Regions from separate parts of the Homo sapiens genome. Here all the other regions are linked to region 3. A link is a loop called in an ENCODE intact Hi-C map of the cell type or tissue named here. Cell type or tissue: heart left ventricle. All regions are shown on one strand. Region 1 overlaps PIP5K1B (phosphatidylinositol-4-phosphate 5-kinase type 1 beta). Region 2 overlaps PIP5K1B (phosphatidylinositol-4-phosphate 5-kinase type 1 beta). Region 3 overlaps PIP5K1B (phosphatidylinositol-4-phosphate 5-kinase type 1 beta).

Evidence for each region. Peaks named below come from ENCODE experiments on the same cell type or tissue, not always from the same donor. Only the 100,000 strongest peaks of a DNase experiment are listed, where the experiment ranks them.
Region 1: it touches region 3 in a loop (2.8-fold over the local background); 9 of 110 quality-filtered maps call a loop at or near these places.
Region 2: a loop joins it to region 3, with 2.9 times the contacts of the local background. A loop is called at or near these places in 8 of 110 quality-filtered maps.

The regions. Positions count from the first base shown.
Region 1 is chr9:68,896,354-68,898,853 of GRCh38, reverse strand. All of the region lies in intron 8 of PIP5K1B (phosphatidylinositol-4-phosphate 5-kinase type 1 beta), which reads right to left. Among named protein-coding and RNA genes, the nearest start is that of PRKACG, 120 kb to the left of the region's middle. In heart left ventricle, no CTCF peak of the experiment used is centred here; no DNase peak of the experiment used is centred here; H3K27ac peaks cover 592 bases.
Region 2 is chr9:68,926,220-68,928,719 of GRCh38, reverse strand. The region is part of intron 12 of PIP5K1B (phosphatidylinositol-4-phosphate 5-kinase type 1 beta); the gene reads right to left. Among named protein-coding and RNA genes, the nearest start is that of PRKACG, 87 kb to the left of the region's middle. In heart left ventricle, no CTCF peak of the experiment used is centred here; no DNase peak of the experiment used is centred here.
Region 3 is chr9:68,998,297-69,000,796 of GRCh38, reverse strand. The region is part of intron 15 of PIP5K1B (phosphatidylinositol-4-phosphate 5-kinase type 1 beta); the gene reads right to left. Among named protein-coding and RNA genes, the nearest start is that of PRKACG, 15 kb to the left of the region's middle. RefSeq lists an enhancer at 1,604-1,733. In heart left ventricle, a CTCF peak has its summit at 970 (motif pointing right); no DNase peak of the experiment used is centred here; H3K27ac peaks cover 1,231 bases.

The DNA.
Region 1 (2,500 bases), 100 kb after region 3:
AGCAAAACTCCAGGTGATGAATAACCACGGTCTCAATAAAAGCAGTGGCTGTGCCTACAGTGAGGAGGGGGCAGAGCCATGAGTTATTTGGTAGGCAGACTGGGACATGGTGATTTTACTGCATGCAGGGAAAGAGGGAGAGGAGGGAGGAAGGAGTAGCTTCAGGGTGCAGATCTGGGTATCTGGCTGCACGATGGTCATGTTCCCTGGGTCACAGAAGACTAGAAGAGGTGCAGGCCTGGCGGAAGATGAAGGGGTACCTGGGATGAGCAGTTTTCAAATAGGACACGCATCTCAGCTTGTCTGTCACGTGGGAGCCATTGGGGATGGTTTGAATAAATCCTGCTTTCTGGTTTTGATAGCAAGTGATCTGTGATGTCTTTGTAGTACTCAATGTCACCACTCTTTCCTTGGCTCAAATTAACTTGTGGGTATGGATGGCTGTGGCAGTGAGCATATAGAGGGTCAGACCAAGGGATAGGAAAGCCTTCAAGAAAGGGGACTCATCATTTACATATCCATTTCTCCCCCACCACACACAGCCAATGGGGAATAGCAATGTGGAGATGGGGTGCAGAACCTGACATCTGGATGCCTGCTTTTGGAAAGAGCCCTCTGATCCTGTGGGGGAATTGGGCTCAGCAGGGTTGAGGCATAAAAGAAGATCAGTTTTCTAGAATAGTTCCAAGTGGCCAATGTGCTACATGGAGGAGTTGGTCAGGAATGAACCATCCCAAAGGGCAGGCTTATTATACACAGGGGTCTGGGACTGGGCTTGGGGAAGCCAGGCAAAGGGACTCAGGGGCTGCCACAAGGATGCCAGGAGAAGATGGTATGTGTCAGGAGGACTCAGTGCAGGATGAGGCTGTTCAGGTCTTTTCAGACGCAGAGCTCAGAAACGGCAGCTCTGATTGGCAGTCAGGGAAGCAGTCCATGGGGAGCAGGGAATAAGCTAGGTCAAGCTGGCCCTTCCGGCCAGCACTCATGCTAAAGGAAATAGAATTCCAGGGTCTGAGATGTCAAGCCAAAATATGAAAGGAGAGGTGGGGGCGCCAAGAAGCAGGGGGAGGTCAGCCATAGGTTAAGAGGCTTAACAAATCCGTCTGGGAACAACAAAGAAGCTGGGGTCCAAAGGTCTGGGATTCTTGGATTTGCTACTGCTAAGTCCTTAAGAGCTCCCTGGCACCACCAGAAAGGGTCTTCTGACAATATGTGGCTCTCATATTATGTGGCCACTTTCCTCTTCTACCCCACATGCTCTCCCTATTAACTGCCCCAAAACCAAACAACTATAGCTCCCGGAACACATTGTGCTATTTCACACCCATTGTTTCATACCTATTGTTCTCTTATCCTAGAAATATGCTTCTACTGCTTTGCCTATCCGGAGAAAGCTTCTCATCCTTTAAAAGCAAGCTACAATGTTCCCTACTCTAATCTTCACAATATAATATCATTGCACATACTAGACTGTATGGCAATTGATAAAAAATAAAGGTCGTGCACCTCATGCTTGGCATGTAGTGTGCTTGCAATATGTGCTGATAAGTGAATAGAAGCATATATCCTAATATAGGTTTAGTTCACCTTTCTCTGCCTGGGGTGCTGATACAGTAATACATTTCTCTAACTGGTTTGTTTCTAGAGCCTTAGCCATACTGTCTCACAGGAATTTTAGCAGAGGAGATTCCTGATTGATAGGTGCTGGCCTCAGCTCAGACTAACCTTGCAGACCCTCTGGGTCTCTGCAGCCCCTCAGCCAGCACTGAGGCTCAGCTCTGCAAAGCAAGGGCAATATTGGGGCGATGTCAACCACATATCCTATTGCAATCATCCAGTGAGTTGGCCTTTCAGAGGATGACCTGAAGAGAGAGAGAGGTAACTCTAGGAAGGGGATTCTGAGCCTTGGGGAAGAAGGAAGGGAAGGAACAACGGGCTCCAAGAGATTCACGATCCATCACGAGGATGGGCATTTTTTGGGGGGAGGAGAGTTCACAGCATTCATACGATTTACTAAGAGGCCCTTGACTATTAAATATTAATATTCACCATTCCAGAAATAGGCTTTCCTTGAGGCAGCTCTGCTCAGAGCACCAGCTGTTGAATCCAGATCCCAGAGGACTTGGTCATGGTCAGGACAGATCAGGGAAGGGAGCTGAGTTCCCCTACAGCTCAGCATTTACACACTCCCATACCAGCCCAAGAGAAGCCTTTCTGAAGGCAGATGTACATATTTTGAAGAATGTCCAGGATCTGTGTCTTGTACAACTGCAAATGCAGTGAGTAAGAGGGAGTTAGCCTCAGGATACCTCTACCTTGACCTTTATGTTCCTTAGAACAACAAACCTGCCAAAGAATAAAAAATAAAAAGGCAAATCTCCAGGGTCTCACTTGTGATGAAAAGTTTGGTTTGACCTCGCGGTCTCAGTCCTGAGCTCAGGAAACACTAATAAATAGACAAATCCTGAGCAATGGCTCTTTTACATTTGCTTTTTTTTTT
Region 2 (2,500 bases), 72 kb after region 3:
AGCAGCACTATAAACATTATCACTACTACCTACGCAATAAACAAAAGTGATAAAGTACTTGACTGTGCTTTGAAGTGAAATATCTTATTCAATAAGTGGTATTAGGACAATAGTTAACTACCTGTGAAAAAACAAGGTTAGATCTCCCTCACTTCATACACCAAAATGAATACAACATAGATTAAAGAAAAGAAAACATAAACAACAATCTATAAAAGGTAAAAGAAAAATATGGGTGAACATTTATCTGATTATTCAATGGTGAAGTCCTTTGTAAGCATAAGGCTTAACTAAAAAGAATCCCACATTTATGGGATGTAAGATATAAGATGGCAACACTCCCCAAATTCAACACTATCTTTATCAAACTACCAGCTACCCTTTTTCCCCCAGAAATTAACAAACTGATTATAAAATTCATAGGGACATACAAGGAACCCAGAATAGCCAAAACAGTATGAAAAAGAGTAGCTGAAAGACTCACACTTCTTGATTATGAAACTTAACAATACAAACCAGAAGTAATGAGGATAGTATGGTACTGCTATGAGGGTAGGCATATTGATCAATAGAACAGATGTGAGAGTCAAGAAGTAAATCCTTATTATAATTGTGGTCAATCGACTTTCTTTTCCTTTTTTTTTTGTCTGGTTTATGTTCTCTCATGATTTTCAATAAGAGTGCCAAGATAATTCAATAAGGGGAAAGAATAGGCTTTTCAACAAATGGTGGTGAAACAACCGGCTATCCCACATGCAAAAGAATGAAGATAGACTCTACCTCATATCATATACAAAAAAATTAAATCAGAATGAATCACAAACCTAAATGTAAGAGCTAAGACTATAAAACTCTTCAAAGAAAACATGAAAGTAAATCTTCATGACCTTGGGTTAGGCAATGCTTTCTTAGATCACACCAAAGACACCAGCAACAAAAGGAAAAAAATTGGACATCAAAATTAAAAAATTTTGTGCTTCAAAAGACACTATCAAAAAAGTAAAAAGACAACCCACAGAATGGAAGAAAATATTTGCAAATCATATATCTGATAACGGACTTGTGTCCAGAATATACAAAGAACTCTTACAACTCAATAATAAAAAGACAACTAAAAATGGGCAAAGGGTTTGAGTGAGCATTTCTCCAAAGAAGATATAAATTGCTAATAAGCACATACAAGATGTTTAATACCATTAGTCATTAGAGAAATGCAAATCAAAACTACAGTGAGATACTACTTCATACCTACCAGGATAGCCAAAAGAAAAAAAGACAGGCAATAACATATGTCAGTGAGGATGTAGAGAAACTGGAACTCGTATATGTTGCTGGTGGGATTGTAAAATGACACAGCTGCTTTGGAAAGGAGTTTGACAGTTCCTCAAAATGTTATCAGAGAGTTACCATCTGACCCAGCAATTCCACTTCTAGGTACATATTCAGAAGAAATGAAAATACATGCCCATACAAAACCTTGTCCATGAATGTTCGTAACAGCATTATTCATAATGGCCAAAATGGAAACATCCCAAATATCCATCAACTGATGAATAAACAAACTATGGTATATCAATATAATGGAATATTCTGCAATAAAAAGAATAAATTACTGGTACATGCTACGAGGCTACAGATAAACCTCAAAAATATTCTGTTAAGTGCAAAAAGCCAAACAGAAAAGTTCACATTATATGATTTATATGAAATGCCAGAATAGGCAAAACCATAGAGACAGAAAGTAAATCAGTAGTTGCCAGGGGCTGGGAAGAGGACGGAATGGGGAGTGACTGCTAATGGGTATGGGGTTTCTTTTTGGGGTAATGAAAATGTTCTAAAATTAGAAAATCGCTGGGCATGGTGGCTCATGCCTGTATCTGAGCACTTTGGGAGGCTGAGGCGGGTAGATCACCTGAGGTCAGCAGTTCAAGACCAGCCTGGCCAACATGGTGATACCCCATCTCTACTAAAAATACAAAAATTAGCTGGGTGTGGTGGCTCATGCCTGTAATCCCAGCTATTTGGGAGGCTAAGAAAGGAGAATCACTTGAACCCAGGAGGCAGAGGTTGCAGTAAGCCAAGATTGCGCCATTGCACTCCAACCTGGGCGACAGAGTGAGGCACCATCTCAAAATAAATAAATAAATAAATTTAAAAAATTAGAAAATGGTGATGATTGCATAACTGTGAATAAATCAAGAATCATAGGCCTGTACACTTTAAAAGGGTGAAGCATACACATCTTAATTATATCTCAATAAAGCTATTATTAAAAAATAGATAATAAAATCAAAATGAGAAAATGTCAATAGATTTGATTACCCGTGAGTTAAACAACTTGTTCCATTAAAAACCTGAAAAATTATCCAAACCGGAAAAATCTGCGACACATGCCATATTTTATGAAACTGAAGATGCCATTGATTGTACCATTAATTTATATGCCCCTAAGAAAGAAAAACCTCCCAAGATGGGGAGTCTCCTAAGGGAGGCTCACCAA
Region 3 (2,500 bases):
CCCCTAAAATTTCTATGTTAAAAGTCCTAACTGTTGTCACCACAGAATGTGACCTTATTTGGAGGCAGGGTCTTTATAGAGGTAATCAGATTAAAACGAGGCCACAGGTTGGGCCCTAATTCAATATGGCTGATGTCCTTATGCAAAGGGGAATTTTGGATACAGACACGTACAGGGGGAAGATGTGATGTGAAGACATAGGGAGATGAAGGCCACCTACAAACCAGCGAAAGGCTAGAACAGATCCTTGCCTCACAGCCCTCAGAAGGAATCCACCCTGCCAACACCTTGATCTTGAACTTCTGGCCTCCAGAATGACAAGAAAAGAAATTTCTGTTCAAGACACCAAATCTGGGGTACTTTGTTACAGCAGCCCTAGAAAACTAATAAAATAGCAACCACTGGGATTTAGGAAGTCTTTAAAAAAACCCCACATATTTTTATCTTATTATATTTAATTCTGTTCTCTACTAAAGTTACTTCAAAAGCCACAATCACCTGGGAGTTCCATGGCTGTAGGCGAGGACCTGTGGAAGACCGAAGGTGAAGAATGGCTTTCTCCACCCCAGATTTGTTGATACTTTGTTAAAATTGCTGCCTAAACAGTAGAAAGAAGCATTTTCTGTGTTGAATCCCAATCTGCCAAGGGAGCCTTTCAAAAAGGCTCAAGCAGAACTGGCCTTGATGGATGAGGGGGGCACACTTGGACCTGAGGGAAGGTAACACCTTCATTTTTGCGCCACATTGTAATTGTAGCCTCCAGTCCAACTTGAAAGGTGGTGGAGCTGGGCCTGTCAGAGTAAGCTGCCTTTGACCTCTGAAGGACATACCCCCGCCGCCTGCTGACCTTGCACGTACAACACTGAAAGGCTACAATCAAGTACATGGAGTGGGAACTCCATTGAGACACACACTTGCTCTTCATTACGTTTCAACTCTAGGGGCTCCATCACTCCTTCCCCGCCTTGATTATCAGTAGGTGGCAGTAGAGGGCTTGCTGAAAGCAGGAACTCATTGGCAAGCCCAGATCATAAACTTGAGGGTGTAGGAGCTTCCTAGGCTTTGCTTCTACATTAGAGGCACGTGTAATGGGACAGCTATCTTGCCAGGGGAGTCACACGGTTCCCCCTTACATTAGCATACAAGAATTCCAGGATGCTCAGAGCTGAAGGACCCTGTTAATAAGCTCAGGGGATCTCAGCTCTGGTGTGTGTAGAGGTTTAAAAAATACCAATGCCTCAGTCCACCCCCAGGGATTTTACTTCGAACACAAATTATGTCCCCAACAGGTGACTGACTCTGTTCATATAGTCATTTACCTGATACCTCTTTGTGAGGAATACAAACTAATTTGGAAACATCTATCTAACGTCACAGTGACAACCAGGGAGAAGGGAAGTGAACAAGAAAACGAGGCTATGTGTGGTAAGGAGCAGTTAATTCACAGGTCCCTCGGTAAGGTAGAGGGGTGGGCTGAATTGTGTCCCCCCAATATTCTTATCCACTTGGAGCCTCAGACCGTAACCTTATTTGGAAATAGGGTCTTTGCAGATGTAATTAGTTAAGATGAGGTCATACTGGATTAGGGTGAACCCTAAATCAAATGAGTGACATCCTTATAAGAAGAGAGGCCACACAGAGGCACAGAACATCACAGGGAAGAAGGCCATATGAACATGGCAGCAGTGACGCAGATCAAAGGACCAAGGGACATGTGGAGCCACCAGAGGCTAAAAGAGGGAGGGAAGGATCCTCCCCTGGAGCCTTCAGAGGAAGTGTGGCACTACTGACACCTTGATTTCAGACATCCGGCCTCTAGAACTGTGAGACAATCCATTTCTGTCTGTGGTCATTTGTGATAGCAGGCCTTGGAAACCAGCAGAGGCAGAAGCAGACCACGGGAAGCCAGGCCCTCAGCTGCCTACTCCTACTCGTGCCATTCATCACACTTGGGGGGCTTTATTTTTTATAAACCGAATAGTCCTTAAGCATTTTCCCATTCCCCCTCAGAGCCCAGAAGGGGAAATGGCACGAATGAGAACAGTCCTGTTTACTAGGTCCATGGGTGTGATCTAAACTTGTTTTCCTAAAAGTTCTTGTTTGTTCTAATCTGGTTCTTTCTAAGTCTGCTGTTTGTTTTCTGCAGGCTCAGGGCCTCGCAGACCCCAAGTTCACACCATTACAGGCTGTTCTTCCTCAAACACTATTCCCAAGAGTTGGAAAGTTTCCAGAAAATGGCAAACACTGGCTTTCTCTGACAAGGAAGACAAAAATAGAAACCACAAAGAGAAGCAATAGGAAGAGTCTAGAGGGATAAGGGAAGGGAAGAGAGGCCAGTCTTAGGAGGAAAAGAATGAAAAATGAGGGGCAACCCGCGCCTGGATGTATAATAATAAAAGACCCAGGCAAACTGGAGCAGAACTAGCTTTTAAGAAAGTGGAAATCAGCCGGGTGCAGTGGCTCATGCCTGTAATCCCAATTTGGGAGGCCGAGGTGGGCG